Linked DNA regions of Homo sapiens: region 2 is linked to region 1. The links are chromatin contacts, found by Hi-C or POLR2A ChIA-PET in ENCODE. All regions are on one chromosome and are shown on one strand. Each heading gives the region's core, a stretch centred on a gene start or an enhancer-like site at or near the end of the contact. The rest is flanking DNA. Distances are from core to core; before and after follow the strand shown. Region 1 overlaps LINC02940 (long intergenic non-protein coding RNA 2940). Region 2 holds the start of LINC02940 (long intergenic non-protein coding RNA 2940).

Region 1 (2,690 bases), core at 89-2,588:
TCGGGGATTGCAGCTGCTGATGCCAGTCTAGTATTTAGGTAAGAGGATGCCTCCACCCTCTTAGAGCATGTGGCTTGCACATCCATTCTTTCAGTGCAGGAAGGGCTGGAGTGTCCACTCCCTACTCCCAACCCCATCAGTTGTTGTATGGTCCAAAATGCAAAGTAATTTTAATGTGATCCAAGATGCATATAAAAACATTTTAAAAACAGATATGTTATGCATTGCTTAGAATGATGCACCATCCGCTTCATGAACAAGCAAGAACTAACTCTATCATTGACTTCATCCACAAATACTAGAGGTGATGAACTTGAGGTCAAAGTTCCGAAGTCAGACAGCATGGGTTTATTCATCGCCTGCTATGTGCAAATCCTAGATGTCACCAGGCTCTGCTCACTTGGTGTCTTGGCCACTCTGGGTGATGTTTACACAAGGCTTGGTGGCTTTGAGATGGGTTGCAAACAAGAGATATCAGTTGTTGGACTTTTGCTTATAGCTTGGGGTTGGACATCCTCTATCCCTCGATACCTCCTTGCACCCATCAGCCGTTATCTTTGAAGGAAACTTTTTCCTTGAGTCTGGTTCCTTGTCTTCAGGTTCTAACCTCATGGTTTTGGATCCTTGTCCCTATGGTTGTGATCCTTCCTGTCCTTGGCTCTAGTGCTCTTTTTTTTTTTTTTTTCTATTTCTTTCCTCTACCTGTGCACATGACCTCTTTGAAGAGCTCACCTCCTCCAGGAAGCCTCCCTGGAATCACCCTTTTGCCTTCCATTCTCCTTGTTTATACAGTCCATGTCAGTATATCCAAATTGAATTATCGCGGTGTGCTGCTTTGCAATGTGTATCTGATTTCACCAAAACCCTCTACTGTCTCTAATCCCGGGTATCCAATTTCATGTGAAGTTCAGTGATGTGCTCCTCCCTCCTCCTCTTGCACGCATGAGCAGGTACTCAACACTTTCTGGTCCAGCTACATGTGACATGAGGCCACTCACGCTCTTTTTAATTAACCCTTATGACAATCATGTGCGTTATGGAGAAAATTAATGGAGGAAAAATTACAGAGTCACCCGAAACAGTTGCGCTGCTTATCACCCGGTGTTTGAGCCTGTTTCCCCTGTAATTAGATTACATGTGAGGCAGCCCCAGCTAATTGTCTGTGCCACCCACCGGGGAACTCCAGCTCTATCTGTGAACACCCAGGCCTTCCCGCCGCAGGACAGATGTTGGGTGAGGCTTGCCTCCCACGCAAACATCTGCTCTGTTGTTCCGAGTCAGTCACGAGAGCCAGCCGGCTTAGACAAGCAGGGGATGAATTCCTGGGCGAGATGCTTGATCCTGCCAAGTTTCTGAGCACCAGGCTTGGGCCTCTTGAACAGTTCCCTGCATCTTCCATGATCGGCCAGTGCCTCTGCTTCTGCATTTAGAAACCAGAGTTCACTTCTGGTGGCCTCAAGCCAAAATGAGTCTACGAACCAGAAGTCTCTTGACATTGACACTGATAAACTTTGATATGGAAGCATTTTTGTTTTTGGCAACCATCAATTTTTTTTTGTTTTTCCTCAAACACATGCATGGATGATGTGAGAACCGGTACCTGGAAACTGAGAGACTGCCGCATGTGTTTCGGGCTCCCAGCTCTATCCATAACTGTCTTTGGGGGCTTCCTAGGCAACCTGGGTTTTGACCCTGCTGCCTCCTGGTCCAAGAACTCTGCCCTGTGGCCTGGCAGGAGGCCTGGCCCAGCCAGGGACCGTGGGGGCAGCCTGCGGTGGCGGTTGATTTTTTTTTTAAGCACATAATAATTTGCAGATGTTGGCAGTTACCAGGGAAGTCAGAGCAAAGCTGCAAATGCCAAACCACAACAATATATCATTTTAACCGTCTTATTCCTGGAAATGTGACAGCATCATAGTAAAACAATTCACAAAGACGAATATGCCTGCTGCCTTCGGGCAGCCTACTGCTGCCAATTTGGTGGAGATTATCGGCCATTTATCAATTGTGTTGCTCTACAGAGAAGAAGAGAAATCTCTTTGCTTCTATTTGTGCCGCAGGAAGATCACCTGTCTTCCTCAAGTGACAGTGCATCTTTAAAAAATTCCGACTGCACAGAGCTTGTCTGAAAAGTGATACAACAGCATTGGTGTAGGTTTCTAGTGTCCATGCCAGTGGCTCTTACCCTGTTCTGTGTCATGAACCCCTGCGGCAGCCTAGGGAAGCCTATGGACCCTTTCTCAGAATTCAGACTTCAAATGCATGAAAAAAAGTACATGGGCTTCCCAAGGAAACCAGTATGTTGAAATACAGCTAACAAAATGTAACAAAATGTAACAATCCCCACCCCGCCCTCCCAACTGTGATATGATAGTGCACATGTTTTTTATTAATAGCTTAAGACAAGATTGAGTTGTCCGCCTTATAACCACCATAATTACAAAGCAGAGAGAAGGATGAAAGTCACTGATGATACTGGCAACAGCTGCAATGCAGTATGAAAATATCCGTGATTTCGACAATCACAGGTGTGTCCCCCACAGTGTGCTTCATTGCCTGTGTTCCTAATGGAAGAAAAGGCCAACATGTAGTTAGAAGTCAGGGAAAATAAAAATGGAATTTCTTTCCTATCTAAGTTCACACACCTCCTGACTCCTCACCCAGGTTAAGACTTTGCGAGGAAGAAAAGG
Region 2 (2,690 bases), core at 79-2,578, 34 kb before region 1:
ATAAGGGAGGGCCAAGGAGCCTGATTTAAAACAGAATAGGAAAGTCTTTTAAAATATCTTTTTTTAAAAAAAGTAAAATACCTTTAAAAATCTTTAAAACATGTATCTTTTTCTTATTATAAAAGATTAAATGTTTGTTGTAGAAAATCTGGAAATGACAAAAAAGTATAGAAAACATGAAAATTCATCTTGAATCACCCAAGAAACTGCGAACCCGTGTTAACATTATGATCTACTCTTGATACACACAAACACACACCAGCACGGGTATTTTCACACTCGACCAAGACCGTCCTACAAATACAACACTTATCTTTCTTAATTTCTCTTAAAATTCCATAACAAGCATTTTCCCATGTCTTCAAAACATGAATTTTTACAACTACCTATCATTCTTTGCAACGGCTAAGCAATTTATTTAACAACCTCCTTATAGGTTATGTATAGCACTTAATTTAAACCAATTAAAATGTACAAGTGTGCCTTATGGAATAGAATAAGAAACCTGCCACCCTGAGCCTCCATTTTCCCCATCTCGAAAGTGGGAGAACTCTGCCTCAGCTCAGGTGGCTGGTGTGCTCTTTAATTAAGATTTAGGAAAGGCCTTGCCATTTGTGGGTGAAGGATTGCTACCTCAGTCAAAGGTTTGGCGTAGTCATCCTTAATTATTATGATGTGCTCATTATGGGCAATTAGCACATTGCAGGACAACAGAGAGGAATTTATTTGGGAGTTGATCTGTGTTGTTGTCCTGGGTGAGCCAGGGTGCTGGAGGTTCAGGAGGCCTGTGGTTGGCTCCTGACTGCAGAGACAAAAATCAGCCAGCAGCATCCAGGCCTCAGTGGGCTGAGATAATCGCTGATGCCAGGCTGATCCTGAGGGTGGGAAGGAGAAATGCCACCTGGTAGGGCAGGGAAAGTGGGTCTTTCATGGGTGCCAAGTGCCAGCTCTCCATTTTCCTTTGCCTTCCTGATTTTAATCTTCTGGAATACATATACAATTCACCAGGATTTCTGTCTTCATATTGGTTCATTGAGTGTTTGTACAGATTGTCTTAATGGCCCATGAGCTATGGTGTTTGTCTTTGGACTCTCCAGAAGTTTTCACATGTGACTTTTTTTTTTTCCTTTGAGACGGGATTTCACTGTATGACCCAGGCTAGAGTGCAGTGGTGTGATCACAGCTCACTGCAGCCTCGACCTCCTGTGCTCAAGCAATCCTCCTGTCTCAGCCTCCTGAGTAGCTGGAACCACAGGAGCACACCACCATGCTTGGCTAATTTTTGTATTTTTTTGTAGAGATGGGGCCTTGCCGTGTTGCCCAAGCTGGTCTCAAACTCCTAAACTCAAGCGATCCACCCCCGCCTGGGCCTCCCAAAGTGCTGGGATTACAGGTGTGAGTTGCCCCACCCAGCCGTGATTAATTTGGGCTTTCAACACCCTAAAATGGGAGAAGGTGGTAGCATAGAGTGTGTATGACTGATTGTATTTACATTTGTTGCAATTTGAAGAAATGTAGTTAGAAGTCCATCTGCAGAGAGATTATGACCATCGCTTCTGTCTGACCAAGGTCTGTTTTCCTGATCGGTGAGTACAGTTATGTAAAAGGTAAAGGGGTAGACTGTTTGCAGCAGGCACTGTCCTGGAACGTGCAGGCCACGTGGTCACCTTGCATGTGAGAGCAAGGTCTGCAGCTACAGTCCCTGAGGGAATTCTCAATGCTCTAGCACACTTTCTGGAATGTTCAGTGTCTTGCAAATAGCCTAACAGCAATTTCAGAAGCACCCAGAGATGCTTAGGAGCAGTAATGATGATTTGACAGGCTTTATTCCTAACACTCTTTTTTATTTTCATTTTATTTCTTCATTTATTTGAGATGGAATCTCGCTCTGTTGCCTCAGTTGGAGTGCAGTGGTGCGATCTCCGCTCACTGCAGCCTCCACCTCCCAGATTCAAGTGATTCTCCTGCCTCAACCTCCTGAGTAGCTGGGATTACAGGCACCCACCACCACGCCTAGCTAATTTTTTTGTATTTTTAGTAGAGACAGGGTTTCGCCATATTGTCCAGACTGATCTCGAACTCCTGGGCTCAAGCGAGCCACCTGTCTCCGTCTCCCAAAGTGCTGGGGTTACAGGCATGAGCCACCCTGCCTGGCCCCTAACACTTTTGATTGTGGAGGTACAGGGTAGTGGGGGAAGAATTGTTTAGTGCATTCTTGAGTAACCCCTAGTTCTCAGCTAGTCTGGGGAAAGATTCACATCCAGAAAGCTGAGGGTTCAGATTATTGACTGGTCCAGATGTAGGCTGCAGAAGATAGCTGGGGAGGCATCCCCCATAGACAATTTCCATGGCATCCAGGAATGGCTCGTTCCAAGGCTGGGATGACCCACTGAGTTATTGTCAGACTTTGGAAAAAAATGAATTGGGATGGCTTCAAACCCTCCAGGAAAAAAGGGAGGGGAAGATGCAGGGCATCCCACATCATCCCACATCCTCCTTCTTGATCGAGATAAAATATTTGAACGCTTGACCGCATTGCACAGTTTTAACTGGTCTAAGTGCTTCTGCAGATTTTGAGCTGAATGATACAAGCACAGCGCTACTCAGATTTGAAATACTGAGATCTTTTCTATTTCTCACCTCTAGGCTTTGTGAATACATGCGAGCATGCCTTCATTTTACTAAAACAT

What was found. Hi-C counts contacts between places; a loop is a spot of excess contacts on that map. ChIA-PET counts read pairs that join two places held with the same protein, here RNA polymerase II (POLR2A). Pooled maps may share reads with other maps.
Region 2: a map of ascending aorta shows a loop between it and region 1 (1.9-fold over the local background). The contact joins the promoter of LINC02940 here to the enhancer-like site in region 1. A Hi-C loop is called at or near these places in 3 of 168 maps with a recorded cell type or tissue (ascending aorta, mammary epithelial cell and naive thymus-derived CD4-positive, alpha-beta T cell) and 12 of 50 pooled maps. POLR2A ChIA-PET finds 5 or more read pairs at or near these places in 5 of 52 experiments (AG04450, MCF 10A, OCI-LY7 and 2 more).

Annotation. Positions count from the first base shown.
Region 1 is chr21:38,984,344-38,987,033 of GRCh38, reverse strand. It overlaps LINC02940 (long intergenic non-protein coding RNA 2940), which reads left to right. Exons shown (of 7, transcript XR_007067867.1): 7 at 1-1,683. Among named protein-coding and RNA genes, the nearest start is that of LINC01700, 7.9 kb to the right of the region's middle. RefSeq lists an enhancer at 1,300-1,469. Within about 2 kb of position 1,338, at least 24 of the 41 ENCODE cell types and tissues checked have a DNase peak (open chromatin) inside an H3K27ac peak, as active enhancers do; they include ascending aorta, where a contact is called at or near this core.
Region 2 is chr21:39,017,894-39,020,583 of GRCh38, reverse strand. LINC02940 (long intergenic non-protein coding RNA 2940) reads left to right here and starts at 1,328. Exons shown (of 7, transcript XR_007067867.1): 1 at 1,328-1,586.